3 separate regions of the Mus musculus genome follow, and all the other regions are linked to region 1. Evidence: chromatin loops called from intact Hi-C (ENCODE). Cell type or tissue: gastrocnemius. All regions are shown on one strand. Each heading gives the region's core, and the rest is flanking DNA. Links, peaks and the distances in the headings are about the cores only. Region 1 overlaps Pip4k2a (phosphatidylinositol-5-phosphate 4-kinase, type II, alpha). Region 2 holds the start of Msrb2 (methionine sulfoxide reductase B2). Region 3 has its middle 54 kb from the start of Armc3.

Evidence for each region. Hi-C counts contacts between places; a loop is a spot of excess contacts. Peaks named below come from ENCODE experiments on the same cell type or tissue, not always from the same donor. Only the 100,000 strongest peaks of a DNase experiment are listed, where the experiment ranks them.
Region 2: it touches region 1 in a loop (5-fold over the local background); 2 of 42 quality-filtered maps call a loop at or near these places.
Region 3: it touches region 1 in a loop (2.5-fold over the local background); 11 of 42 quality-filtered maps call a loop at or near these places.

The regions. Positions count from the first base shown.
Region 1 is chr2:18,867,936-18,878,284 of GRCm38, forward strand. Pip4k2a (phosphatidylinositol-5-phosphate 4-kinase, type II, alpha) reads right to left here. Exons shown (of 10, transcript NM_008845.4): 5 at 4,349-4,495. Gm33534 (a long non-coding RNA gene) reads right to left here. Exons shown (of 2, transcript XR_374031.3): 1 at 6,915-10,349; 2 at 5,449-6,305. Among named protein-coding and RNA genes, the nearest start is that of Gm33534, 5.9 kb to the right of the region's middle. In gastrocnemius, for the core only: a CTCF peak has its summit at 5,037 (motif pointing right); a DNase peak (open chromatin) is centred at 5,033.
Region 2 is chr2:19,366,195-19,376,543 of GRCm38, forward strand. Msrb2 (methionine sulfoxide reductase B2) reads left to right here and starts at 5,442. Exons shown (of 5, transcript NM_029619.2): 1 at 5,442-5,585. The coding sequence starts at 5,489. In gastrocnemius, for the core only: CTCF peaks have their summits at 5,863 (motif pointing left) and 7,734 (motif pointing left); DNase peaks (open chromatin) are centred at 5,580, 5,866 and 7,681; H3K4me3 peaks cover 1,392 bases; H3K27ac peaks cover 1,350 bases.
Region 3 is chr2:19,140,199-19,150,547 of GRCm38, forward strand. No RefSeq gene overlaps it. Among named protein-coding and RNA genes, the nearest start is that of Armc3, 54 kb to the right of the region's middle. In gastrocnemius, for the core only: no CTCF peak of the experiment used is centred there; a DNase peak (open chromatin) is centred at 5,911; H3K27ac peaks cover 345 bases.

The DNA of each region.
Region 1 (10,349 bases), core at 1,991-6,990:
TTGCTGAATATGGGTCACTAACATCTTTCTTTCCTCTGTACACTGCCTTATAACAATTCTCTCTCTCTCTCTCTCTCTCTCTCTCTCTCTCTCTCTCTCTCTCTCTCTCACTGAGAAGGTGTCTGTAACTCTTGAGCACTGCCTAGGGTATTGGGCAGAGGAGGAAGCAATTCTACTTTTGTAACCTGTGTGTGTGTGCGCGCGTGCGTGTGTACTGTATGTATAAGTATGTATGTGTGCACTGTTTCTGGGGCTAAGGGTAACCCTGGAGGTTGTTTGGGCCATTTCCTTTTATTTTATTTTACTTTGGACTGGCACCGAGGGCTTGCTGATTAAGCTGGGCTGACAGGACTTGGCGCCCCAGGGATCTTCCTGTCCTCCCTCCCCCACCTCAACACTAGGTTTACAAGCAAGTGCTGCCACGCATGGCGTTTAAATGTGGGTTCTGAAAATCAAACCCAGGCCCCTCCAGTTCGTTCCTAACTGAGCCATCTCCCTGATCCCTACATTTGTACCTTTTTTTTTTTTGTTGGTCTATGTATGTTTTCTCTCCTACATGAAATTGACTCTCCTTTTCATTTTTGAAAATATTTTAATTCTATGTAAAATAATGTCATCAGCTGGTGTGTGTGCATGGGGTAGGGGGCAGACTTTAAAACTGAATTAATGCACAGTAAAAAAAAAAAAATCAAAATAAAACATTAAGAAGTTAAGGCCTTGAATGGGAATCATGGTTTCCATGCACCCGAGGCCTCTGGCAGGAACAGTGTGTTGTTCTGTAAGGGAAAGAGAGCGATAACTAAGCAAAGAGGGATGCTACGCCAATCACAGCACTGTGGCCAATCTACAAATGCAACTTACATCTAGGTAGGCTTACTTGAAGGCAGTGCTATCTTAGGCATTTCAAGGGAATGAATATTAGGTAGGGCATTCAGGCCCCCAGTTCCTTTATGCTGTGCCTTATGCTGATAGGCTATGTCTGCATCTTATTTAATGCATCCTCCAAGAGCAGATAAAACTATTCCTGCTGCAACAGACCAGGAAACAGAGGCTCAAAGGTCCAGCAACTTGCAACAGTTGCTAACTGAACAGTTACTAACTTCATGAGGCTCCTAAGGCCACACTGGCTTTCTGGCATGGGACAGTCAGAGCACCATCTAGAACCCTGAAATTTCCATTAGAGCCTGTGAGTGGTGTAGCTCCAGACACTGGGAAAGAGCAGGTGCCAAATGAGAGAACGGGGTGTGGCTGGGATGCCCCGGAGGCAATCCCAAGGCAATAAAATGGCTTGAATTGTGATCGCTGTCTGGGATTTAGAGAGCAGACACAAGGCTGCTCTTGATTTACTCTAGCATTTCTTCAAGTGTGGCTCAGAATCCTGAGGTACTCTCAGAGGCCTGCAAGTCAAAGCTCTTGCTTGTTTGATGTTTGTTCTGAGACAGGACCACATCTGCATTTAAAATCTGGCTTGAAATTTGTAGCTCAGGCTGGCCTTGAACTTGTGATCCTCCTGCCTCAGCCTTTTGATTGCTGAGGTTACCAGCACAACAACCACATCTGACAAAACTGTTTTTGTAACACTGAGGCACTACTTGTCTCTTTACTCTTGATAGTCACAAGGACATTGCACACACACAGTGGGCTCTGTCCTATGAAGCAGTGAGGAGTATCTGTCATGGAGATACCACAAACCCCTAGCAACTGAATGAAAAGTCCCTGATAAAGCAGTGAAGGGTCTTGACTCTGAAGCACACACCTTTCGCATTCTGAACAGAGCCATGCAGAGAGCATGTCTGTTTCAGCAATGAATGCTGCTCAGAGTCATTTTCCTGACAGGAACAGTTATGGCCGAAACAGACACCTTCTCGTCCATAAAGCAACATTTGTATCCGAAAAAAGAAATGACAAATAAACTGTATTTGTCCAGACCTGAGAAACGGACACTTTTTGACAGTGACTGAAACTGCAAGGCTCTGTGCCCTGGAGGAGCTGGGTTCTGTCATTTCCAGCATGGCTGATGGGACTTTGAGGTCAGTGGTAATGGGCTACCAAATGAAAACCAGACTTTTGGAAAACTGTATCTGCCCTCAGGTTCCCATGCATGGAAGGCTTTCTATGTGACCAGTAGGGATGGTCACATGATTTTTGATACTCTGTAATTCAATATGTCAACATTAAGAGAACCTGTGTTAATTAAGGAACCGCTATGTCTCCAGTGAAACAGGTATGACTATAAAACCACACACTGGGACCAGTGCTTGCAACTGACCACGGGTATTAATGAACAGGGTACAAATGCTCCAGGCTAACTAAGATAGCACTGACATTAAGTCTTGGTGTGTTATTAAAGAATATCTACAATTACTCCCCAAACTCCACATCTCTCCTTCCCAACTACACATTTGTGTGGACTCAGCTGTTTTTCCCAGTTACTCATGCAAATACCGCTAAGTATTGACAGCAGGATCGGACAGGACATTTCAACTGTCCCTAATGAATCCACACAGTACAGAGCCCTGAAATCAGGGGCAGGAGAGGACTAGGAGGGAAGGAGGCGTCGGGAGGAGTGCACCATATACAAACACGAAAGCCAAAGGACACATTTAACTAAAACAAAATGTAAAGCCATGGGGGTGAGCTGTGTGAGGGGAGGAAGGGGTGCAGAATTCCAGATGTGAGGTGAATAAATAAATTAATTAATTAATAGAAAGAACTGTAAAACCATGAGGCTTGACTCACTAATATTTTGCTTTTGAAAAATACAGCTGTCATAAAAATTCATTAATATGTAGTAGTTTAATATTATTTAAAATAACTATAAATATCAATAGTTTAGTGTTTCTCATAAATTTCTTTCAAGCAAAGATTTATTCTTATTTATATGTAAGGGAATACAAGGGAGCCTATATATTTATATGTAAGGGTTTATGGGGGCGACCAGAAGAGGGTGTCAGACCCCCTGGAAGTGGGAGTTAAAGGTGGTTATGAGCCGCCAGATCCTGGGAACTAAATTCGTGTCCTCTGGAAGAGCAGCAAGTACTCTTAACTGCAGAGCCATCTCTCCAGCCCTGCTTCTATTTCTAATACTGTAGATATCTAGACATAACCAACAGAAGGCAAAGCTTTTTAGGGTGCTCTTTTGTGCATGTGAATGAATCCTAAGATTAAACAAAACAAAACAACCAACCAACCAACCAACCAACCAAACAAACAAACAAACAAAAAACCAAAATCCTTAGAACTGAGTACCACAGATCAGGGGAAGATGAACTTTTTCAGGGTCAGAGAGTAAATATCTTAGCCTCATGGTCCATACAGTATCTCTGGTCACTGCTCACGGTGCCCCGTACAGTGTGAGAGCATAGATAACACAGAAACCATGCACGTGATGACACAGCAACAGAACTTTATAAAGATGCAACCCCTCTTGGTCTTGGCATACATACACTGTCAGAGTTGGCTGTCTAAAAGTCAGGTCATGTCACTGAATTCAGAATTCTCCAGTGGTCTCATTTTAAATTGTTGGTATGTCTGATCTCAGGCTTTTCCCTTTGTCATTTCTCTTGAGATGGGACCAATGCCACCCTTCCAGATGCACCTTACCTAACATCCTAGCTGGAAATGTATGCCTTGGTAGGCCTGGTGGTACAGGCCTGTGGTCCCAGGCACTAGGCAAGCTGAGGCAAGGTGTTAACACTCAAGGTCTGTGTTGGCTTCTGGATGAGTTCAATGCTAGCCTGGGCTAACCTTGTCTCAAAATAAGAGGAAAACTGGCTGAGATTGTGGCTTAGTAGTAGAGTGCTTGTTTACTGTTAATAAAAACTAGTGTGACGTTCCCCCCGTTCATTTCCATCCACAGCGCTCATTATTTATCAATAATAATCAATAATAATGATAGTAATCATCCCTACTTAAAGATCTGTTCGGTTTTCTTTTATCATCGTATGTGTGTGTTTTATGCACGTGAAGTAGAGGACAGGAGGCCAACTTCTGGGAACCAATTCTTTCCTTCTAGCCTGGATTCTGAAGAGTGACCTTGGGCTATGAGGCTTAGGGGGCAAGTGCCCCCAGTTTACCTGCTGGGCCACCTTGCTGTCCCTGGTCTGTTTAACTCATAAACTATCCCCAGCACTTAGCTACTACATGGCATGTGGTACTACATGGCATGTGGCTGACATGCTTGTAATAACATGGGCTGCTTAATCCTACGTGCTGGCAACTGCCTGCTAGATTCAAGCTCTTGAAGCACCCTGACCATTTTGTTCACATGATAACATAAACAATATGGGCGAGTAGGCTTGTGCAAATGAACGTGAAACTTATTGAAAATTATCAAAGTCAACCTCACCTTTAAGTCGTATTTCCTATATACAGATAGCCGGTGGCTGAACACATTCCTTGTAACAATCACATATATTTCCACTCCATCGACATTAAGCCGGTACATTCCCAAGAACTGAGGAAGAAGTGTGACCCCATGACATTCCACTATATACTGTATAGGAGAGAGAGAAAGGAAAAGTAGCTGTCAAAACGTGGTGTATCGTTTATATAAAGTAGAAATGTCCAATTCTTGAGGTTTTATTTTCGGAAAACATTTAAGCTGCTTTATGCTGCTCACCTATCAGATCTGTGTTCTCTCTCTATATATAAATCTGAACATTTAATCTTACCACTAAAGATATTCTTTTCCTAGTAGCCCAACTAATCTGTAATGTCAAAATTGAACACAGTGGCTCAAGGCAAGAAAGGAAACCCCTTTGAAGTGAAGGACTGTCCACCTCTGTCCTCCTCCCCCTCCCCTGAGAATGATTCACCACTAGATCAAGACCTTTGAGGGTAGTGAGGCAGAGGGTGAAGAAGAGGATGCTGGGAGTCTGGTGCTGGAAGCTTGGGTGTTCTGCTTTCCATCTTGATTTCAGTGGGTATGAAGGGGCCCTGAGTTAACGACAAGTCAGCTTTCTTTGACTAGGTGCTAGGTGCCATCAAGTCCCAGGGTTGCAAAAACACAGCATGACTTGGGTCATACGCCAATGAGCCACAAGAGGGAGCTACTTCCTCTTGGAAGTAGCCATTGATAAACTACCACAGGGACCTTTAAAATGGGTGTGTGTGTGTGAGTGTGTGTGTGTGTCTAAATGAGCCTTTTGTGTGTGTGTGTCTAAATGAGCCCATGACACAGATTAAACCTCCAGCATAGTACCAACACCCCAAATCCAATGTTGTAAACACCCTACCCATTTGCCTGCACCAGATGCCTGGAAGGATGACTACCAATGTTTTAAGGGTTGTATTTTGGATTATTCTGGGGAGTGTGCCTGTGTGCATGTGCATGTGTATTGCATACATGTACCTCAGTGCTGAGGTTACAGGTACACGCTCCCATGCTTGGCTTTTTACATGGGCATCGGGGATTCAAACTTGATCTTTACAAAACAAGTCACAGAGTCATCTCTTTAACCCCTATTTTGAGTCTTTAAAAAGGGTTACACTGTTTGATTTAAACAACAACAACAACAACAACAACAACACTTTAACAAAAACATTCTAATTGGATTTTTTAGTGATAAACATTATTAGTAATCAACTCTAGGAATATTTAATTAGCGAAAGAAGAAAAAAGTTCTCAATCTTGCTCATTGGAGCTACACAGCATCTGTCACTGCAGCTGGTTTTAGTTCTGCAGTCCTGACAGATGTCCAAGATGCTTCAGATTTCCCCTGCCTTACAGGTAACAGCTGAGATGTATATTTGAGCTCAGTCTATTTTTTTTTTTCCCACGGAGTTTCTCCTCAGCTTGTTACTTGAAATCAGATGAGTGGAGCTTAATTTCAAACCAATAAATGGACTTGAGGTTTGCTAATGCACAACAGGTGGTTAATAGTTCTCGGTTGAAAAGGAAATTTCCCACAGCAATTGAAGGGATTAAAAAGTGTGTTGTTTGCCAGTAGTAGAAGGTGGATGAGCAGTCTTAGTTTCATCTTCCAGAAACTGAGTACCCAAACAGCTGTGAGGATGGCAAGTTAGAGGATGTCAAAAGACCCCACACCAGTCTGTACTGAACACTTATCAATGACGTGATGTTAGCTGTCACTCAAGACCTAGGTAGGAAACTGGAACATCACACCGATCTCTCCCTTGCTTGGAACGTCTAACAGTCAAGTCTGCTCTGCGGCTCACTCTACGGCAAGCATCATCTTGCATACCTGGATTTTTCCCTTGAGGCCGGTACTGGCTGATCAACTCCTCCACTCACATTCTTATCCTTGATAAAGCACATGACCTTTCAGCCAAAGGGTCCATCCCTAGTACCACAAACAACAAGGAATGCCAAGATGGAGATCTGTACACAGCCACAGACAGCCTGGCTCACCGTGGTACCACCCATAGTGACCAATGCTAAGGAGCAGTACTCGGGGAACTGACAAGCTTCAGTTTTGGAAATATGCCCACACAGGTTATACACTACAATTTCCTTGCCTCCAGAGTAGATAGTGGGGCACAAACAATCAACTCGGATGCATTTTGTTCACGAGTGTCAGCTGTACTTACTTTTCCCATGGGGCTCTTTGATGAACACAGATGAAATGAACTTCCAACTCCCGAGTGTATAAACAAACGAGCCCACAAATTATATCAAAGCCTGTCTTTTACCGTATCAGCGTTGCCAAACTGCATTTGATACTATTAGTCTAGAAAGACCTAAGGACCAGGAGTTCTGAAGGAGAGAACATTCTACCCACTGGCTGGAGTTCTGGATGGGGATCTGAGAGAGCGCCATAGCTGCGCAGTGCGGGTGCTGAAGCAAGGGCACTGCTGCCTGTTCTCAACTTGCCAGGTTCCTGTCTGGCTTCTTCCTCCATTGTGTGCCTACACATATGGCTCAGAGCCTCAACAAAAGTCATTCTTCTCACCTTCCCACTCCACACGATATGTAGGCACCTCATCTCCCCCATTCATTCTCTGCAGCCCAGAAGCTTATCATTCCAGCCAACAGTCATCTTTCCAGGTTTAGTCACATAGGATTCTCTACTCAGTCAAGTAGCATCTTTGCACACGATAAGCTCCGTGAAGAGACCCCGTTTCTATTTTGTTCATGATCAAATCCCAGCACGTGTGTCTAGCATGTCAAGAGCATTTGATGAATAAACACAATGAGCAAATTCAGAAAACAGAGGGCTGGAGAGATGGTTCACTGGTTAAGTGTGCTTGGTGCTCTTCCAGAGGACCCAAGCTAGATTCCCTGCACCCACATGGCATCTAACAGTTATCTGTGACTTCAGTTCCAGGGGTTCAGGCATTCTCTTTTGGCTTCTGTGGGTACCAGGCATGCACAGGGTGCAAAGACACACAAGCAGGCAAAACACCCATACACTAAAAAAAAAAAAAAAAGAGAAATGACCCCAGGTACATCTTACAAATACTCTGCCGTATACACTACAAACAAACTCTTTGTTCACAATTGCATTAGGATTCTTACTTAACTTGGCATTAGAAATCTGAATGTTCTAGATTTTGGAAGCAGGGGTGCTAAAGTCCAACTTGATTTATAAACGAGGGGGAATGCTCAGGAATCTCTTGATGACATAATAAATAAAGCACATCCTATAAGGAAAACGAAGGTTTGTGTCAGCCACAGGAGGACAGAGCGTCTCAGCTTCACCTTCGGTAACTCTGCAGCCCAGAGTTACATGAGTAACTCAAGGGAGAAAAGGTTTACATGGCTCACTGTTCCAGGTTACAGTCCATCACTGCGGGGAAGTCAAGGCAGCAGGAAGAGGAAGTGATTAGCCATACCCGACTCACTCTAAAGCAGAGAGCAATGAATGAATGAATGAATGATTGAATGAATGCACACACACATGCATGCATGCATGCATGCTAGCCTGCATATCACTTTATCCACTTCACAATTCAGGATTCCCTGCCTAGGTAATGGTGCCACCCATAGTGGGTGAGTCTTCCCTCTAAGCACTCACTACTAGGCGCTCTCACAGACATGCCCACAGGCCAACCTAATCTAGATAGTGTCTTACTGAGACTGCATTCCGAGGTCATCCTACACTGTGACAAGCTGACAACTGAAACTAACCATTCTAGAAGTATCACAGAACATGGTCAAAGAATATGGAAACTGCTATCCCATGGTTAACTCTGGTTAACTCTGGTTAACCATCCCATGGACAACTCTGGTAAGAGCCACAGCTTACATGTTGTACAGCTATGTTGCTGAGGAAAACTGCTCAGTATGCTCTCATTCTGGGCATTGTAGGTATCATGTGAAGATTGCATGTGCAAGGAAAGGCAGCTGAGTCACAGACCATTGGATGACTTATACAGAATTAATGCTGGAAAATTTCCCAATTTCTCCAAGTATGTAAAAACTTACTAAGATGGCAAATGATGACCTTGCAAGCCACAGGATGATGTAGAAAAATCCATGGGTACCTCCTTTCCCTCTCCATCCTTGCTTTTTTTCACAGTGACTAGGAAGGAAACTTCTGTCCTCCACAGGAACTAGGGAGAAACCTGGTGCTTTTGAGCTGCCCTGTGCTAGGTGGGTGTGGTGGTACACATCTCTAGGAAGGCTGAATCGTGAAGACTGAGTTCAAGGTCAGTTTGGGCGATGTAGTGAGACCTGTCCTTACAAAAACAAAACAAACAAAACAAAAACCAATGTTCTAGGCTGAAGACTGAATATAAAGACAGAGAGCCTCAGAGAACAAAGACCAAAATGTGCAGAGGGAGAAGACTTAGCAGGGAGGGAGTAAGAGGAAACATGGGCTGGAGAGATGGCTCGGCGGTTAAAAGTGCTGCACTGACTGCTCTTCCAGAGGCCCGAAGTTCAATTCCCAGTAAGCACATGGTGGCTCACAACCATCTGTAATGGGATATGATGCCCTCTTCTGGTGTGTCTGAAGACAGCAACAGTGTACTCACATACATAAAGTAAATATTATATATTTTTTCTTTTTACAAAAAAGGAGAGGAAACAAGAGGGGGAGAACCCCCAAAAGAACCAGGGGACCTCACCTAAAACATTCTCAGGGAAATGGTTACACAGAGACATAGTTTTTTATGGTGTGCATGCCTGCATACATGCGTGTTACAGGCATAAGCATGCCTTGGTGTGGAGGCAGAGGTGCAGCATCTCTCCTTTGGATCCTTGAGGCAGGGTCTCCCGAGCACAGTTGGGTACCAGGCTAGCTGGCTGGCACACTTCTGAGGATTCTCCCCTCTGCACCTTCCACCTTGCCAGGATTATAGAGAAGTGCCTTCCCATCTGGCTTTTCATGGGTTCTGAGGATGCAGCTCAGGAATACAAGCTTACACAGCAGGCTCTTTGTCCACTGAGACTTTTTGCTAGTCCAGCTAATGGTCACATCACATTTTAAACAAATGGCAGGAGTTCCCTGTTTCAAGGAATATCTGTAAGGTATTTTCATAAACGAATAATGCTCCGTATATGTACCAGGTAAGACAATGTCTTATAGATATAAAATTTATATTCAAAATTTATTGCTCCATTCTTCTACTTTTAGGTAACAGCTAAGAACTTCCCTTTAAAGACTTCAGGTGAATTAGGAAAATAATTTGTTCAAACGCTTCAAGAACAACAAGCAGGTGTACTGGATACCACATGCCATGATTTTTTTCTTTAGTATCTATTGTTTAGTGCCTTTAAAAAAATGAGTCAAAACATCTTTAGCATCCAATCATTCCTACCACTGTTTACAGGTACAGGGACAATGTGAGGAGTCTTTTATTTTTTCTCTTCTTTATGCTTAATTTCCACATTAAAATATAGAAAAGTAGTCAGGTATGGTGGTACACACCTGTTATCCCCACACTTGGGAAGTGAAACCTTGAGTTTGAGGTTAGAATGGGCTACATTACATCTGAGGTGCCATCTATACAAAGGTTGAGAGGGCTGCTCCCAGTGGCTACTCAAAGCTGGCATTCTCTGGGAGGTATTTCTTGATGGGCCCAGGTGCTAACCATTAAGTCTATCCTTCTTGGCCTCTAATGTCATCAAACTCTTCTGCAACATCAAAGAAGCCCCTGTGGCCCATGTGGTTTTCAGGGCTTGTATCACATCCATGACCTGAGCTTGGATCAGTAGATGCTGAATACTGGTTCCCTAATTTTAACAACTAAATTTTCTATCATCTATTCTTGGGGCTGACTTAATTGCTGTATTCCTGGGATCCGATTCTATATTCTCCATAGGAATTCATCACATTACCTATGCTTGCATTAAAATTATTTTTATTAAACACTGCTTACAACATGCTACCTGCCTGCATTATGGATTATGTCATGGCTTCTGTTTTATTCTCAGAGTGTCC
Region 2 (10,349 bases), core at 3,090-8,089, 500 kb after region 1:
GGATAAAGCCAACTGCTTCCAAATTCAAGCATCTACACAGAAGATATAAGCCTTCTTAAGTATGTTAGTAATTAGAGAAATGAATGTTGGAAATCAATGAGATTTGCATATTGGCAATAGGTATTGAGCCTCATAACATCAAAAAAAAAAATGCTGAAAATTTGAAAAAAAAAAAAAAAAAGGACTTGTGTAGATTGGTGGTTCAGCCCAATTGGGGGATGGGGTCATGGAAAAGTCAAAAAAGGAAAGATGAGAACTTTCCTTGAGCCAGGAGTCTGACAGCCATCAATGGCTCAGATTCTCTCTCTCTCCATATATTCTGTTTTCCGAGATATTGGCTTCATCATTGCAAGCATCTGGAGTAAATGTTAACTTTTCTTCTAGGCTCCACCCAACAGTTACCTAGCAACAGCCAGGCGGGAGCCTGGCGGCTATAAAAGGACTGTTTGGACTCTCCCTCTCCCCCTCCCCTCCTCCTCTCCCTCTACCCTCTCCTCTCCCCTCTTCTCCTGTCCTTTCCCCTCCCACTCCCCTCCCTCTTCTCTCCCTCTCCCCTCTCCTCCCTCTTCTCTCCCTCTCCCTCTCCCCTCCCCCTCCCTCCTCTCTTTTCCCTCTCCCCTTTCCTCTCCCTCTCCCTATCTATCCCCCCCCTCCCTCCCTCTTTGATCCCCCCATGTATCCCCAGTGGCTTCTTCTTTTCTCTCCTTTCTCTTGTTTTGTCCCTCTCTGTCCCCTTTCTTTCCCACACCCTTTTCTTACCTTCTTTCTCATGCCTCTAAATACACTTCATTTTATACTAGACCCGTTGTATGGCTGGTACCTCAGGGTGGGGATGCCTCAGCACAGCCATGCTGCCGAACCAGGCCACCACATTACAAAACATACCACTAAAGCCTTGGAAAGCCAAAATCCACACTAGGTGCAGATAACCACAACTTAGTCCCCTCTCCTCCCATCTGTGCATGCACTAATGTCCACAGTGCTGAAACGGAGAAGCCCACCTGAAGGGGTGAGAAAATGGCGCATGCCTCAGACAAGGCTGACTCAGTAGAGGACTGAAATCGGATTCCTAAAGCCATGTTAAGGTCTTGAGTGCTGCTTGAGCAGCTCACTTCAATTCCAGGCATGGAAGGTGGAGTCAGGGATCCGGGAGCAAACCGCCTAGTGAGCCTTGTGTAGGTGGACCTCTGAGTTTGATTGAGAGAGTCTGCCTCAAAAAGCGGTAAACAACTGAGAAAGATTCTCTATATAAGCCAAGAGTCTTTACGTGCATGCGCGCGCGGACACACACACACACACCACATGAAAATAAAAATAAAAATATGTTAATAATCTTTTTTTCAAGAATATTTTATGCATGCCTCTGTTTCATAATTTATCTATAACAAATCTGAAGCCTGAGAAATCATTTAATAAAATTGTCCTCTCTCATCAAACAGTACTAGCATCTTGCATGCGTTTATTCCTGAGCAGGTAACTCTCATTACGCATGTTTTCTATGTTGTCATGGAACTATTTTCTGTCCTGTTTGCTTCCTTTTGACATCATTTTCCATAAACCCAAGTCATCTTCACTTTTGGCATTTTAGGAGCTATATACTTTTTCACTAAATTATCATGTCAAGATTTGCTTAGTCATTGTCTGCTGATGAGTTTTAAAAATTAATTGGCCATTATGAAAAGCATAACTGTAAATCCTTCTGTAAAAATAATGTTCCCCTTCATATCACGGCTTCCCCGAGGATCTGTGCCTTTAAACTAATGTTGCAAAATGAGGAATATAATGAGTTCTATAGTCTACATATGTTTCTTTTCAGAAAGAAAGGTGCCACTCTTTTTACAGGAAATGTATGAATACAACTCAGACCCCAAGCTTTGCTAGCAATGGGTTCTTTAAAAAAAAATCTATCATTATTTGATACATGTGAGGAAATACATGGAGATATTTTAATTAAAAATTCTGTAATGATTATGGAAGTTAAACATTTTTCCAAGGATTTGTTCACTATTTATATTTTCTCTGGTGCAAACCATCTGCTCACATCTTTGAAGCCATCTGTCCAGTGTGGCCTGACTGTGGCCCACCCAGATATTATCTTGTCTTATATGCATAATACTAAATGTTTATCTGTCATGTGTACTGTAGGGCTCTTATTAGCCTATTGATTTTTCCAATTTGGGATGAGTACTTTTTTGTGCTTTAATGGATGTGTGGCTGATGTATGTATATGTAGAAAACCTTAACATGACTTTAACTGTCAGTATTTCAGGTCTTTGTTCACCAGAAGAGCATATTTTTATGTTTGTTACCAAAAACTGTATAAGAATAGACATAAAAGAACTTGAACGGTGTGTGACATCTACTTCCTCTCTTCACTGGTATATTTTCAGTTGTCTGATCCAAGCCCAAAGGCTGACTTGTCCAAATATCTGTACCATCCATGGCAAGTAGCTGAAAACAGAAGCTAGCACCTGTGCCGGGCTACCCCTTTTCTACTAAGCCATTCGTTCATACCCTTCACAGATATGAGAGTTGGCCCAGAAGGAGAGTTTCCAGGAAATCTCTAGATTTCAGAGGGAACAGTCTGATCATCAATATTGGACTCTCAATAGATGAAAAGAGATTACGCGTCCTGGAGGAAGAGAATGGCTCAGAGGTGACCTTGCTCATTCCTTCTTTCCAAATAGTTTTAAGTAGCAAAAAGTCTATTGACTTTTGCCCTGGTATCCACTTTAGTGGTCAGTCCCTCTTATTCCTCTGTAGATTCAATGATCATTTTGGTAGATCCTCCATCTTTTTCTTTTAGGGACTTATTTAGCATTACTTTCTCCCCCCTCCTCCCCTTGTGTGTATAGCTTGCAGAGAACTGTGGGAGATACACAGAGATGATGCTGTAGAGCTTAGCCTTTATTGAAGTTTCTCACAACCAATAGAGGACCAGCTGAGTATTGTATCATCCTCACAAAAACACAACCACAGTTTAAACAACACATGAATGTGTTTGTCTCTCTTACCATAGGGGTACAACTCAGGGCTTGACTATTGCCTTGCATCCCTGACACCCAGGCTCCATGCATCTCCTGCTCAGCACCAGGGTGCAAATCTTATCTTCATGCATACCAGAAAACTGCCAGTGCTTCAGCCATCACAACTTATTCCCAAGTGGAAAGGAAAGGCAAAAACAGCTGGTGCAGAGTCTCTGACTGGTTTTCCTAGCAGTCTTCCAGTGGTGTTTGCTTTTGTCGTTTTCCAGAGAGACGTCATGTGATCACCAAGAGCAAGAGAGTGAGCACACTGTGACTCTCCAAAAAACTGAGAGATCTCTATAAGTAAACCAGGAACTGAAAGACCTCTTTTAAATAGACCAGGAAGAGTGTGGTTGGTCGGGCATTTCAGAGACTAAACCATGGAGTATATAAAATCAAGAGTAAACTGTTAAGTGGGTTTTATCAGGTTAAAGCCTTATGGCCAGGAATTCGAAGATTGGCCCATGATATCTCTCTCTCTCTCTCTCTCTCTCTATTTATTATTATATGTAAGTACACCACCCGGCTCAAGAATATTTCTTTGCGTTTTTGTGTTCTTTTAAAAAACCTATTTATATTATGTATATGAGAACATTGTAGCTGTCTTCAGACACACCACAAGAGGGTGTCAGATCTCATTACAGATGGTCGTGAAGCACCATGTGGTTGCTGGGATTTGAACTCAGGACCTTTGGAAGAGCATTCAGTACTCTTGACTGATGAGCCATCTCTCCATCCCATCCCATGATCTTTCTTGATAGGTGGGCATGGGAGTGGGGGCAGAAAGCCCTGTGCCAGGATGAGATGAAAGTTCTCAAAGCAGTGGATAGAGGAAACAGGGAGAGGGAAGGATCCAGGAAGGCTTCCCTCTGTTTTCTGGGAGTGTGAAGATCTGCAGAGATCTGCAAATACTAGCTGACTCCACCTCCAGGGATGCAGATGTTACAGTACTCTGTATACTCACTGACATGTTGATTAATCGGAAAGAACAGAAAGTCCAGAAACAGATCCCTGTATTGATAAAAACAAACAAACGAACCAACCAACCAACCAACCAACCTGGGGTTTCTCCCCAGTGGGTGTGTGCGACCCTGAGGCCGTGAATGCTAGCCATTGCTCTACTACAGAGCTGCATTCTCAGCCATACACTGATTTTGACAAGAACTCAAATGCAGGCAGTAGAGAACAAAAAAAAAAAAATTACCTTATTTTAAAAAATGAATAAATAAATAAAAATTAACTCAGATAGATAATAGACCTAAATGTAAAACTTAAAACTATAAAATTAGCAGAAGAAAACACATAAAATATTTTGTAATATTGGACTAGCTCCATTTGTTAAATATGTTACCCCTAAGCCGCCACAAACTATAAAAAACAAAAACAAACCATCAAACCGATAAAATGAAGTTTAACAAAATGTAAAACTTCCCATCCCAAGACACAATTAGGAAACAGAAAAACACAGCCCACAGTCTCGGGAAGGGAAATTTGTGAGGAAACGATTTGATAATGGCTTTGTGCCCAGAGAATATATGGAAGAACCTTGAAAAAAATCCACAACAAGTAAATCTAATAATAAATGGGCAAAACCATGTATGATTTAGCAATGGCTAATTGTCAGTTACTGAAAGATAACACAAGAGAAGCCTATTACTGTAAGAAGTTTAAGTCTAACTTTGTAGTGATGCATGTCTATAAACTCAGTCCCGAGGCAGGAAGATTCCAAGTTTGAGGACGCTTGGACAACATAGAGAGATTAGATCTCAAAAACCGAAGCAAAACAAACGAACGAACAAAAAACCCAACCAACCAACCAACAACAAAAAAACAGGCCTGAGTAATCAAGTGTAGGAAGGGGATGATGACAGGAGCTTTCATACATTGCTAGTGAAGCAGCCGTTGCCCTTGAGACCTGGCTATTCCTCTTCCAGGTATCCAAAAAAAAGGCATGTACAGGAACGCTCCTGGCAGCTTTGTTTTTGATGTGCAAAAATTAGAACAGCCTAAACTAATGAGTAACAGTTTAGTATAATGGAATATTATTCAGAACAACAACAACAACAAAAAAAAGATTTGTGCATAATGTAACGCAAAAAACCAAGCAGCAATGTCCAGATAATTATGTTGAGTAAGGGAAGCCAGAAATAACCAACTGCAATTAGTATGACTTCTGGAAAACCTAAACAAACTGAAACACAGCAAGTTTTAGACTAGTCATGATTCCAATCGGAGTAAGGTACTGCGGGAGGAGGAGGCAGTGGAGTCCCGGGATATTCCACACACTCCGCGAAGATCAAGGTCAAGAGGAGCAAGAGGATAAGTTAAGTGGTGGGGGTAGGGTGGAGCACCAGAAGAAAAGGAGAGCCTGGAGGAGGGGAAGAGACCTGGGCAGAGGGGAGGGATCCGGCGGAGGGTGGGGGTTGGGTAGGCTTGGGAGGAAACCCGTTGGTGGCAGCGTCATGGCGCGACTGCTGCGAGCGCTGCGGGGTCTGCCTTTGCTGCAGGCGCCTGGACGGCTGGCTCGGGGTTGCGCGGGATCGGGAAGCAAGGACACAGGTAGGTCCTCAATCGCTGCCGTCTCTCGTGGCTTTCGGTTTCACAGTCCTGGCTGACCCTGGGCGGCCTCCTGTGAGGTCCTGAGAGACTGGTCCCAGCGGCCCGCTGCCTGAGTTGCGGAGCAGAGCAACGCGTTTGGTAAACTTGGTGTGCTGGGGGAGCACTGATGCCGGAGAGGATCGAATCTTCTCCTATGCTTGCATACAGTTCGTTTATATGTTACATTTTGGTGTACAAAGTCGTGTTAGGAGCCATGGTGTTGTCAGGGACCCAGTGGCGGTCAACAGCCGTACCTTGTGCGCCCTCTCCTGGGCGGGAGTTAATCCTTGCCCTCCCCCCCCCCCCCCCCACTTCCTTCGGGAGGACTGCTAGTTGCCTCCTGTCCTGTGAGACTGGCCCACTGCACCATCACGGGTGCTGCTGCAACACTATCTTGGTTTTGTGTGACTCTAGGTTTTGAGATGTGTGGGTGAATTATTCTCGTGTTCCAACAGGTTGTTAGTGGCTAAGAGACAGGATGGGGTGGAATGGTAAGTGCTTTTTGCCCTCATTTGTGAATCCGGACACTTTTGCATCTTCCCTGGGAGGAGTAGGAGTCTTTGAGGAGTCCCAGGTGTAATTCTCTGTAATTTCGTGGCCCTGTGGTTTAGCACTGGGCAGCTGCTCTCCTGACCTCCTTTCCAACCCAGTTTTATATCTTATGCTGCTTAGGAAAAGTCTTGGAAAGATCAGGAATTCAAGGCCCATACCTAAACATGATAAAAGCAATCTACAGCAAACCAGTAGTCAACATCAAAGTAAATGGTGAGAAACTGGAAGCATTCCCACTAAAATCAGGGACTAGACAAGGCTGCCCACTTTCTCCCTACCTATTCAACATTGTACTTGAAGTCCTAGCCACAGCAATTAGACAACAAAAGGAGATAAGGGGGATACAAATTGGAAAGGAAGAAGTCAAAATATCACTTTTTTGCAGATGATATGATAGTATATATAAGTGACCCTAAAAATTCCACCAGAGAACTCCTAAACCTGATAAACAGCTTCAATGAAGTAGCTGGATATAAAATTAACTCAAACAAGTCAATGGCCTTTCTCTACACAAAGGATAAACAGGCTGAGAAAGAAATTAGGGAAACAACACCCTTCACAATAGTCACAAATCATATAAAATACCTTGGCGTGACTCTAACTAAGGAAGTGAAAGATCTGTATAAAAAGAACTTCAAGTCTCTGAAGAAAGAAATTAAAGAAGATCTCAGAAGATGGAAAGATCTCCCATGCTCATGGATCGGCAGGGTCAATATAGTAAAAATGGCTATCTTGCCAAAAGCAATCTACAGATTCAATGCAATCCCCATCAAAATTCCAACTCAATTCTTCAACGAATTAGAAAGGGCAATCTGCAAATTCATCTGGAATAACAAAAAACCTATGGTAGCAAAAACTCTTCACATGGCAGCTTATAACTCACTCTAGTTCCAGGGGATCCATGGCACCAGGCATGCACATGGTGCACAGGTATATACGTGATGCAGGTAAAATACCCATACAAGTAAAGTAAGTCTTACAAGGAGAATAAGAACAGAAGCAGGGGATGGTTCTGTGGTTAAGATCTCGATTGTCAGTGGGCATGAGTTCGGATCCTAGCTCCCCCACAGAACTTTACTGGCATGTGTGAGCATGAGCATCCATAACAAATGCTAAGCAGTGGGCATAAACGGCATGTGTTTCTCACCATGTGAGAGGCTGATAGATCAAATATCAAGCAGATAGCTTTGGTTCCAATGGAGACCCACCATCTGGGTCCCCTGTCCTGTGTGTGTTCACATGGGCTTTCTGCAGTGCAAGTGCAGTGGAGACAGAAGCTCACAGTTCCTCTCCACTGTCTCTCCTGACCCTGCCTCTGGTATGAAGATAAAGCCTAGAAGCTGGCATACACAGGGCGATCACACTCTACTGAATTACACCTTCTGCTTTTCCAATATCTTTACTAAGACGCTAATTGAGGGAGCTGACGTGGCTGTTCAGCAGTTAAGTGCAAGTTTTGCTTTTGCAGAGGACCTGAGTTCAGGTGTAGACACGCGCATCAGGGGGCTCACATCCATTTGAAACTCCAGTTGCAGGGGAGCTACTGCCCTCTTCTGGCCTTCCCTGGCAACCACACACATGACATACATTCCCAAAGACGTGTGCACAGCAACATAAATAATAAATGAATAAAAATAAATACATTTAAAATTAACATAATAAGATCCTTGCTTCTCATGACCTAATCTACTTTGAAGATAAGGACACGCATAATGTAAAGTAACTGGGAGGAGAATGATAAGTCATGTTGGTGTTTAACAAAAAAGAGAGAGAGAGAAACAGCACTTGCTGATGTCTGCCTGTAATCCCTGGGTCTCAAGGCCAACTTGGGCTCTATAGTGAGTTCCGGGCCCACTGTGACTGTATAGGGAGGCTTCCCAAAACAAAACACAAAGGCAGAATCAGCTCTGTTAATTTAAGATAAAGCAGACATCAGAGTAGAGCTGTCAGGGATAAAAAGAGAATTGTAGTACTTCACAGTGATAAAGAAATCCGTTCTTCAAGAAGATATGACCGTCTTTAATGTGTATGAACTTAACAGCATAGTGTCAAATTGTGACCTGAGAGCAAATGCTGGGAGATTTAACATCCTCTGTTAGAAGTGGAGATATCAGCAGGCAGGCAGACAGACAGCGATGGCAAGAGCTGAATTCAACAGCATCACCAACCCACCAGGTATAATTGGCATCTATGAATGGTTCCATCCAGGGAGACGGGGAGTTAGAACGGAAAAGAAAAGGCGGAAGGAGATTGCCAATGTCAGGGCAGGACAAACAGGGACATGTTTTTTGGGAACTCCAAGGTTGTGGCTCAGAGTTACTGGAACATCACAGAATGTACTACTTCCAAGTGGCGCCTGTGACCAAGGCACAGATGGCTTCAGAAGTCATGTTTGGGAACCATTCTGAGGGTATCATGTCACACTGAACTGTTTGGAGCCGTGACAGAGTCAAATCAGAAGTGGCCCAATAAGAGAAAGGCTCGTGAGGAAGCTGCAATCCTCTGTGCTGGAGGTGGCCGGAAGACGATGGCAACTTGATCTTAGGCGGTAATGGAAATGAATTGAGATTTGCAGGCTGCAGAGGATGCCGAACCACAGAACTTGGTTAGGGACAAAAAGGAAAGGTTCTGGTTTGTGTGGCTGCTGAGCACACAAGTCCAGATGTGGGTTGAGATGGGGGGGGGGGGGAATGTGTGTAGTTCAGATGGACATGAGTACAGACTTCCAGATTGTGATTATAAATGGAGGTGGACAGCCCATCTGTCTATAATGGAGGAAAACCAAGGTTTGGGGGTCTGTATTAGGGGCTGGGATTTGGAGATATTAAAGTGATCAAATCTCCCAAGGCTGCAGTATGAAGACAAAAGGAAGCCTAGGACAGACATACCTTCCCCTCCCTGAGGCCTGTTTAATAAGCATTTGAGCCTGTCTTTGTTTATTGGTAGGTTGAAGAGCTGAACAATTATAAACTCCTTTCACTGTTGAACAATAAAACATTTATTATCTGTATTAGGCTTTTGTTCTGGTTGGGTTTTACTTGTTTGTTTGCTATTATTGTTGTTAACTAGACACAAGCTGGAGTTATTTGAGAAGAGGAGTCTTAATTGAAAAACTACCACTATCCAGTAGGCAAATCCGGCAGAGCATTTTGTTGATTGACAATTGCTGTGGGAGGACCCAGCCCCACTCTAGGCCTTGGCTTCCCTGGGTAAGGTGGTCCTGGCTGAAAGAAAGCACACTGAGGGTGCAAGTCTTGAGGAGCAAGCCTGTAAGCAGCCGTTCTCCATCATGTCTGCTACAGTACTGCCTCCAGATTTTGTACCTCCTGAGTTCCTGTCCTGGCTTCCCTCAGTGATGGAGTCTGAGCTCAGTGAGAGCTATGAGATGGAATTAACCTCTTTACTCCCAAGCTGTTGGCCATGCTGTTTTATTACTGCAATAGAAGCCCTAAGTAAGACAGCTTTCTGCCCACCTTAACTAAATAGAACCTTCTCCTAGATGCTTTGGGTACATGTGTCTATATAAAAATAAGGCAGGCCAGATGGGAGAAGCACATGCCTTTGATCCCAGCACTCTGGAGGCAGAGGCAGGAGGATTTCTGTGAGTTCAAGGCCAGCCTGGTCTACAGAGCAAGTTCCAGGACAGCCAGGGTTACATAAAGAAACCCTGTCTCCAAAAAGAAAAAGAAAGGAAAAAAAGTAATAATAATACAGAAGTCATGAGGAACAGAAGGAAGGGGAACAAAATATGTTTTTGTTTGTTTGTTTCAAGAAATTGTGAAGCACAGTAATATTTCAGCCAGGACTGTGAGGAGGTCAAGGCTGACCAGGCCACATTAGTGATGAGGCAGGCTGAACTTTTCAAGACCTTATCTCGAACCAAACAGACAAGCAAACAAATAACAGATTAGGTTAGACCACAGAGTCACTTTCAGGCTATATACAATACAATCTCTGTGCGAGAGAATATTTAGTAGAGAGCGTTTAATAGCTCCTTCCTCAAAGACCATCTCTGTCCAATCCTCTCCTTACTCCCGGCTGGCCCTGATGGAAACTACTTTTCAGAACTAGCATGTAGCCCATCTGCAGCACTCCTGGTTACATACCTAAGGGATTCTAAGTCCTACCTCAGGGATACCTGCACATTCAAGTTTATTGCTGCACTACTCACAA
Region 3 (10,349 bases), core at 3,435-8,434, 270 kb after region 1:
CATCTCCCCTTCAACTTGAAGCAATCAAGTTCTACTTTGATGAAGAGTGATGGCTTGGGAGGCACTGAGTGCCCAACATCCATTCTTCCATTTCCTTCCTGAAGTCTTTGATTAGTGGATTTAAGGAGAATCCAAAGCTGAATGCTAAAATCGGTGCTTCCCCTCCCCCTTCCTCCCATCTTATATGTTACAAGATGTCTCCATAAGAGCTGTTTGAAGTGTTACTATCATGTTTTTTCATGAACACTGGTTTATTAATCAGACAACTGAATTGAATTGTTACTGGAGCTAACCAGTTCCCTTCCTAGTCCTGGGACAGTGAGTCATTCATCTCTGTACAAACTCATGTGGTGATGTCACCATGAATCCATCCTTACAGATAGGTGTTGATGTGTGGGAGAATGCTGTGCCTTCTCAGACTTAGGCTAATAATCATTGTGAGTTAGTTTCTATTATGGCCCTTTCATAGAAGAAACCACTATAGCCCTGTTACCATGGCTGTTCTCTAGTTGATTACATCATCTTAGGGATGCAGCATCCAGGGTATTTAGTTTAGGGATGTTAGGGATGAGGATATGGCTCAGCAGCATAACACTCATCTATTGCAGGCAAAGCCCTGGCTCCCATCCCCAGTGTGGCAAAACCAGAAAGAACATACTGGTCTTATTACATCAAATTTGATAGTGTGTAGAAAGTAAACTAGGCAACTGAGTGTGTGATAAGAGAAATACTTTCAATTTAATATAGTATTGCACTTGCAGCTACTATATTACATTACAGACTATATTAATACTGAATTCTGCCATTTGTGAATTTCAAAACATTAAATCTATAAGTTGTATTTTATTAGTTTCTTGTGAAATGAATGTATCTCAACAATTACTCAATAAAATAGCACAAAATGATTCCATCCTTTTCAGAAGGCCTTGATCTCTCATTCTGATAAAAAAATTAACAGATTTTAAAATAGAATAAAATAAATGGTTGCTTTTCCCTTCTTCCCAAATAACTAGATGTTCTCTCTCTCTCTCTCTCTGTGTGTGTGTGTGTGTGTATGAGAGAGTGAGAGAGAGAGAGAGACCATGTGGGTATTCATGCACATACGTGCAGATGTGTGCTTATGTGTGTGTGACCATGTGAGTGCTCATGCACATAAGTGCAGATGCATGTATGTGTGTATGTGAGACCATGTGAGTGCTCATGTACATAAATGCAGACATGTGTGTGACCATATGAGTGCTCATGCACAAAAGTACAGGGGTGTGTGTGTGTGTGTGTGTGTGTGTGTGTGTGTGTTTGTGTGTGTGACCATGTGGATGTTCAGGCACATCTGTGCAGAAGCATGTGGAGGCCAGAGGTTGGCACAAATGTCTTTCTCAATCACCCTCCATCTTCTTACCATTACTGTTATTGTTTTTTCAAGACAGGGTTTCTCCCTGGCCCTGGTGCTCAGTGATTCATGCAGGTTGGCTGCACAAACCCAGGGAACCTCTTCCATTTGCCTCCCCAGACTCTTCTCACCGGCCCTGGAGTTCCAGTTTTGTGCCAACACCCCTAGCTTTCCAGTGGGCACTGAAGAGCCATGCTCAGGTCCTCATGCTTGGGCAGTGGGCACTTTGCCCGCTGAGCATCTCATGGATGTTCCTAGCCTCTTTAGTCAGTGCCCAGTGAATGTTCATAGTAGCATTGCTCAATGCCCTGCTTGGTATGGACAGCAGTATGTATCCTCATTTAAAATTTAAAATTTTGGAAAAGAGGGATAAAGAATTGGCTCTGTGGGTACATTGCTTACCGTACAAGCATTAGACCTTGAGTTTGAATCCCTAGCACCTGTGTACAAAGCAAGGCACACCTGCAACTCCAGTGTGGGAAGTGGTATTCGGGGGTGGGGGGGGGGGTAGGGTAGGGACAGGCAGAACCAAGGGCTCACTGACTAGCCAGGGTAGCTGGAATCATGAGCTCTAGATTAGTGAGAGACCCTGCCTTGAAATAAAAATGATGGAGAGTGATAGAGGACAACACCAGATAATGACTTTTGAACCCACACATGCGCGCGCGCACACACACACACACACACACACACACACACACATTCAGAAAGCATAAAAAGTAAAATTACTGCCATCATTAATCTCATTCCCTAAAAGTTAGTTAACAATTTGGGAGGTGGAGGCAGGAGGAAGTTTAAGGTCATTCTAGCAGCATAGAGAATTCCAGGTCAGCCTGGTAAACAGGAGACTGTTTTCAAAAATAAAGACAAAAAAAAAAAAAAAAAAAATAGGATGAGAAATATCCATTAGCTGCTTTCAGAGAACTGTTTGGAGAGGAAATCCACTCTAAGGAAGTGACCTTGATGAGCTGTTTTTAGTGGCCAAAGACATTTAAGAAAATAAATAGCAAACTCAATTTTGTTTTTTGTGTTGCTGTGACTAAAGATAACTTCCCTACTCAGCCTAGTACACTAACTTGCACACCCTTGTCTATGTAAGAGGCTTCTGGGGAAATCCAGACTAAGAAAGGAGAGGGAGGGTGATCAGTAAGAGGGAGATCAAGTGTCCAGACATGAAGGGAGGTGACAGCAGAGACTCTAGTGCCTGAGAAACACCCGAGAGGGCACCGTGCTTCCCCAAGGACAGATTGCTCTGGGCTGGAGCCAATTTATTTTCATTTTAAAAGGTCAAGATGACCTCAGCTGACATCTATGAAATAAATAACACTTAAAAAAAAATAACACAAAGTTCAATTGGGTTTTTGGCCACTGGAGACTCTTTGACTTTGAACAATTGAGACATACATACATACAGACACACACACACACGCAAGCCCACACACATGTGCACAAAAATTAAAAGACCACAAAACATTCTCCTTCAAACAGATGAAACAAAAACCTAGAGCAGGTGACAGTGCCTTTTGTCTGTAAGGGAGAAGCAGAAAATCAGAGGAACCCAGTGACACCTCTACCAGCTTGAGACAATGTGGGGGAGGTGCTGTAATCCTTAGGAACATCCCAGAATGCCTTACTCTTATCTAACTATAAGTACCCACTGATCCCCCTGTACTGGCTCGTGTTGACTGTCCACCAGATAGGACCTGGAATTACCTGGAAGACAAGAGTCTAGACAAGAAGTATTGATTATATTCATGAGGTTAATTGAGGTCAGAAGACCCAGCCTGAAGATGGGTAACAATATATCCTGGGCTGAGGTCCTGGACTGCATCAACAGGAGAAAGCAAGCTGAGCACAAGAGCTCACCACTCTCTGCTTCCTGGTGGAGGATACAAAGTTCAAGGTGGGTCCAAGGTGGGAAGCTTACCTTCTCCACCATGATGGACTGCATCTTTAAACTAAGAGCAACATCAGCTTGCCCTTCCTTAAGTTGCCTTTTTTCAGGGTACTTGTCACAGCAAGGGGAAAGGTAACTAAGGTAACCCCTTCCATCCCATACCCCTCAGCTTCTGGTAACCACTGTTTTATAGTTAATCCATTTGAGATCAACTGTTTTTATATTCCTCACATGAGTGAGATCATGCAGCACCTGTCTTTCTGTCTGGCTTATTTCACTTAACATAATTGCCTCCAGTTTTACTCTACAATATGACAGGACTTCACTTTAATGGCTGAGTAGTGTTCCATGGTATGCATGAGACATATTTTCTTTATCTATTCATCAGTTAATGGGAACAGGTTTATTATCACACTGATCACACACACACACACACGCACACGCACACACACACACACACAGATGATTGTTTTAGCTCCTTGGCAGTGAATTAAAGAGAACTTGAATGGACATGCTGTGAATCTATATTGTGAAATACTGTAATATCATATGTGAGCTTTAGAAACACTGGCGTGACCTTTGAGGTCTAGGATTTATCATGGTAGTACAGTGATGGCCTTCAATATTCGGCAAATGTCAGGTTAGGTTAGCACCAGGGTTTTTCTGAATCCTAGCCTATGAAGATTGAAATTGCTTGGACTTCTGGTTTTTGTCGTTTAATGTTTGGTCTCTAATTAGACAGAAGTGATTAACATATCTCTGTAAACCTTTCTTTCCTTAATCTGATCCTTTTACATGAAGAATCCTTGTATGGAAAAGATCTTCACATTAGGGCTTTTTTTTTTTTTCTTTTTTTTTTTTTTTTGGTCTGTCCTTAGAATGTCCTCTTCTATCTCCATGTGAATCTCATCATATAAGGATTAAAGCAATTAATTAGCCAATTCGTGAGTGATTCCTTCTGACAAGCTAGCCACCTTCCTTTAGCAAAAGTACAAGAAGAGCAATTTAGAGGACAAGCATTAAATTCACTAATTAAATTAAATACAAAACCAAAGCCTTCTGGGGATCATATTTCTTTGGCAAAGCAAATAGGCATTGCATAATTAATACTTAGATTGCACTCATTTATTTAATTATAGAGCCTGACTTTAAGGGTACATTCATAAAACAACATTAAATACCAAATGGATTTGTATATTAGAACCTGAACATTTCTATTAGATTTTCAGGTAGCGATTTCCTTGTGGAAATCTATGAAGATTTTTTTCTCCAAAGTCATAAGATTTTGCCTCTATCTTTCTAAATCTCAGAAGAGCAATGTACTGAATGTACCACACATACTAATATCCTGGCTGAGCTGCTGGTGTGACAGGAATGTCATTTGCCACTTCTGATAGATGTCATCACACAGAAGGATGGTGATGGCAGTCTTCCCTTGGCAGTGAAAGCATCCTTGGGTCTGGTACTCCATCAAACTGATCGGGGTTAGTAGGGCTTGAACCCACGGCAGGATTCTGCCTCAGAAGCAGTTTCCTGCCAAATTCCTATGAAATCAGAAACCCATTCTGCTTGGTCCACCTTCATGCGCAACAAAAGCAGTGAATGGTTAACTCTGCAAGTGGGTGTTGATTAAAGATAGCCTGAACTTTTGTTCTAACAAATCCATCATAAGTACAAAAAAGTACCTTATGATGAAAATTTCTGTAATTCCAAATCTTAGCCTGGCTCAGATCGAATGTGCTCAGAGAACTTACAACAGTCAGCCACACTTGGAAAACATCATCTACTACAAAGGCTACTTCATGATAAAGTGTTGACAACCTTCTGTAAACCCTTGATGGATGGCCTCAATAAGAGCAAGAACAGAGTGGCAGCTGGGGTACATTTTATCACCATCCTCAAGTTGAAAACTCACCAGAGGGCCCATCCTCTGCTAGGGATCAGGTGTACGTGGTCTGAAAGTCAGGATGGGGACCTGAACTGGGGCTAAGAATTTCAGAGTAAAGATTTCCCAAAATGGGGAAGTGAAGGGCTATGACAGTATGTTAGGTGCTGGCTGGGGACTGGTGGAGTGGGAGAAGGAAGAGGATGTGACAGATTCAGTTATGACTTTGCAGAGAAGGAGATCTTAGAGGGGCTCCCCACAGAAACCACTGGAAGGGAGCTGCTGCTGCCACTGCCGCCACTACTGTTGTCTGCAGGGTTAAAGTTCAGGGAGGCTGGGGCTACAAGGAAGAAGAAAAGGAAGTTAGTGTGAGCACAATATGAGAAAGAAGAGTAAGGCCAAGCTAGCCTGCAAGCTTGCTTAGGTGTGCATCGGAGTACCCCCAAAGAGCATCTCTTTCTGTCTTGGAGAACAGAAACAGGAGGGTGTGGCCCCCCCCCCCCCCCATGCAGGGAGCAAAGCATAGGTCAGCTTGCACAGTAGTGACAAACCTTCTTAGTCAGTTTGGACAGGTGTGAGCTTAAACTGGGATAGAACTTAGATTGTAAAGCCAAATTTAGAATCAGAGAAACAATGGCTCAGACAAACAGCAACAGGGACACTCTGTACTGGAGCTGGGACAGGGGACTGTAGGGCTCTGACAGCAGCAAGAGCTGCCCTAGACAATGCAGCCACTGTAATGGTATGACAGCGACCTGGCTAAGCTCCAGCCACCAGTGGCCTTTGCATCAAAGTCTGGAAATTAGGGAGAAAAAAAATTTAAATGTAAATCAACAAGAGTGGACAGAAAAACAAGAGAAACTGAAACCAAACTGAAAACCCGAATATCCTTTTAATTTGAATTGCACAGTGGTGGAATAAAATGTAATGTTGGAGAATCCAGAAACAAAATTGCTACACATCTCTCAGTGATGGGGATGTATCTGAGAAGCCACCTCGAGGCAGTTTCATCACTGTGTAAGTCACTGTTCTGTTACAATAACAAACATCTGAGCTGGCCAACAGATAAGAATAGACTAGCTTCCTCAGTTTTGTAGGTTCCAGCCAGTCCATAACTCACGGACCTAATTGTTTCAGGGGCTGTGGTGAGCCAGCACGTTGATGCAGGAGAGCATGGTGAAGCAAAACCATTTGCTTCCTGGCTAGGGAGGGGGGAAGATGGAAGTGGCTGCGGCTACACAATGCCCGTCTGGAGCACTGCTCTGTGGACAGAAATTCTATCCCGTCTCTTGAAGCCTCCACCTCCACTGCCACCTCCTAGCAGTGCCTTCTGGAGGCCAGGATTTCACGCACACGTTCAGGGGACACTTAAGGTTTATATGATAGCAAGCATATCACAGACTATATATAATTCCTTGAGCTAAGAGAACCGTTACATTAGCGGATATGTGATATGAACACATATGCTAGGATTTATACTCCCATGGTGAGACAAGTCTGCATTGCTGTGTGCCTTTCTTTGGGGACTATAGACTGTTAGGAGGCATACAGTTGACTCCATCACGGGTGAGGTTTTTTTTTTTCCAGAAAAGAGAAACCAAAAGGCATGCAGAGCAAGGGGACCTTAAGTGTTATCAAGGGTCTCTAGGTAATGTTGCTAAGCTCTGAGTTCTGCTGAGAGACAGGGAAAGAGGAGGCAAGATAAGGCTAACACTATGATCCTGAGGATGGACTGATGGGCCTGATTTTTTTCTATTAATTATTTTATTTATTTAGATCCAAAATGTTGCCCCCTCCTAGTTCCCCCTCACAGAGTTCTTTCCCCTATCCCTGACTGAGGCCAGACAAGGCAATCTGTTACATATGTGCCTGGGGCCTCAGACCTGTCCCTCTATGCTTTTTGGTTGGTGGCTCAGTCTCTGGGAGCTCCTAGGAGTCCAGGTTAGTTGACACTGTTGGTCTTTCTGTAGGATTGCTATTCCTTCAGTTCCTTTAGTCCTTCCCTTAACTCTTCCATAGGGGTCAAAGACCTCAGTCCAATGCTTGACTGTGAGTATCTGCATCTGTCTAAGTCAGCTGCTGGTAGAGCCCCTCAGAGGACAGCAGTGCTAGGCTCCTGTCTGTAAGTACAACATAGCATCAGTAGTAGTGTTAGGATTTTGTGCCACCCATGGAACAGATCCCTGCAAACCCTAAAAGATCATATGACTATTTATTCACTTAATTCGTTAATTTTTAAATTTTTAATTGTTTTATTATTTACATCCCAAATGTTGTCCCCTTTCCTGGTCCCCCTTCCCAGAGTTCTTCACAGAATCCCTTTTTCCCTTCTCCTCCACCCACCCCACCCCTATATCCCTCTTCCCTGGGGCATCAAATCTCTACAGGATTAGGTGAATTCTTTCCCACTGAGGCCAGACATATTAGCCAAAAGTACCTATGATACAACCCACAGACCATAAGAAGTTTAACAAGAAGGAAGGCTCAAGTGAGGATACTTTAATCCCACTTAGAAGATGGAACAAAATAATCACAGGAGACAGAGGAAGGGAGGGACCCAGGTGTGTAATTCTAATTTTTTCAAATCCTATTTTCAATGATGGTCCTTAAACACTTTAACCTCCCTTATGGCCCACTACTCACCAAAGGTAGTGGGAAAGAAAGGATATGGAGAAAGTGGATCTGTTTAGAAGGATTCTTTGGAGCAACTCCCATCTAAGTTGTCTGGAAATCAGCAGTTCAGTTCACAGGTTAACAGTGGCAGCTTGGTCTACTTGCAAACACCTCATGGATACAGCAGCAGTCCAGTTCAGTAGAGTTGGGTTAACAACAGCGATGACATGACCTAGCAGAGACAGCCAGGCTTCAGCTTTAGTTAGCAGGAGGGACCAGGAGGAACACCAGGAGAAGTTTTTGGCTGTGTCTCTCTCAGGGAAGTGAAGATCACTGAAGACTTGAGACCCTCAAGCGTTGCACATCTAGCTCTATAAGCAAGCCTAGCTCAGCCTCCTGCATTGTCCATTGAGTCCTATTTATACCCTGCAAACATCTCGAGCCCTCCATGTGTCTTGCCTCAGCAACTTCATCATATCAGCCAGAGTCTACATCGTCCCAACAAATGGAGCTCAACTATGCAATGTAAGGCAGACAAATACATGTGTGTTGTTGGCAAAGAATCCTTCATCGTGTGTCTTTTCACATGTTTGCTTTAGTAGAACATCCTCTCTCCTGTGTTGGTTTCAGTGAAGCATTCCTTCACAGTCTTTCACCTGTGTCTACTTCAGGAAAACACTCCTTTACATGTTTGCCCCAGCAAAACACCATCCAACACAACTGACTCTCCAAAGAACCATTAGGTTTCCACTTCACAAGTGAGAGAGAAGAGGGGAACGGGAGAGGAAAAGGGGGCCAGGATCAGGTATGGGGGAAGGGCCTAATGTTTTAATAGTCTGAAGAATGACCTCAGGCAGGAGGTTCTGAGTCAGGCAGGCAAGAGAAAGAAGCAGGGCTGAGAGGATTGTCAGCCTCAGTGAATGTGGAAATGAAGGTGGGAGTCAGACCCAGTGCACATGCTCACACGCATGGCTGGAGGAGGTGGGCATAGCAATGCATGTGAAAACCCGAATAGACTGAGCTACTGCTATGCGTGTATGCAAGTCCTGGAGGTACTGCTGGCAGTGCTGGGCAGGGGGCCAGATGCTGAGGCTGATGAGTGACAGGAAAGGAAATGACCATGAATCCCGTAAAAGACAGTGACAAAAGAAGTGGGAGAGCTGAAGAAGTAAGGGCTCTCCAGAAAGGAACAGAGGCCTTAGGCAGATGCAGATGCAGACACCACGAGCAGAGAGGACAGAGCTCTGGGTCCTCAGTCCAGAGACACAGGTAGGGATGCATAGAACACATGGGAAACAGCAAGAAGTGTCATGGAGAGGACCCTGCTCCTTCTGAGGCAAAACAGAAACAAAACTTGAGAACTGAGGAGGCTGGGAGACACAATTTCTTTTGAGGCGGAAAAGGGCCTGGGACGCAAACCCAGAAGCCCAGGGGTTGCTGTTATAAATACAGAAAAGGGCATCCCATAGACTGCAGGGATGGAAGAGGGAAATGCCTTCAATATCAGATAGGAAGATAGTCATGGAGACACAGGTCTGTCATCATAGCTACCCAAGAGGCTGAGGCAGGAGGATCTCAGATTCCAGGGCAGACTGGGCTACACAGTGAACCCAGGCCAACCTCAGTAAGTTAGTGAGATCCAGGCTCAAGATAAAAATTGCAAAGGGTTAGGACTGGAGCTTGGTGGTGGAGTATTTGCCTTCCATACCCTGACCCTGACTTTAGTCCTCAGTATCACCCACACAAAGTAAAACATAATAGAATGAAGCCAAGCAGACTGGTAACCATTAGTCTACCCAAACCAAGCCAAGAACAGAGCCTCACTTGGTAGGGGGTTCTATTGGAGGTTAATATGCCTAAACTAGTGTGGAAGTGCCAATTTATACAGTTTTATTATTTCTTTTCAAATATTCATGTTATAGCTTAAAAAGTTTGTATATTAAGTGTATTTGAGAGAGAGAAAGAGAGAACATTTATTGATGAATAGGCTTGCAGGGCTGGAGAAATAATTAAGTATTTAATTAAGTAGTTAGAAGCACTTGAGTTGTAAGGATGAGGGCCAGAGTTCAGATCCTAGCATCTGTCTAAAAAGCCAGGCATGGCTGTATGCATGCCTGTAACCCAGCACTGACAAGAGGAGAGGCAAGGTTTTTGGGCTTGCTGCCTGGAAACCTAGCTAAAAGAACACTGGGGTCTGGTTCTGGGGAGACCCTGTTTCAAAAGGATGAGGTGGAGACCTGCTGACTTCCTCGGGCTTTAGCACCCTCACATAGGTGTAGCTGTGTGTAGCAACACATGCACACATAAACACACACAGTACACACACAGGCACAGACACACACAAACACACAGAGAGGCACAGACACCACACAGACAGACAGACACACACAGATACACAGATAGCGGTACACATACATACCATACAGATAGACAAACAAACAAACACACCACACTCACAGACATAGGCACACAAACACATATACCACATAGACAGACAGACAGGCAGATACACACACACACCACAGACACATACACCAAACACACAGATACACAGACACACAGAC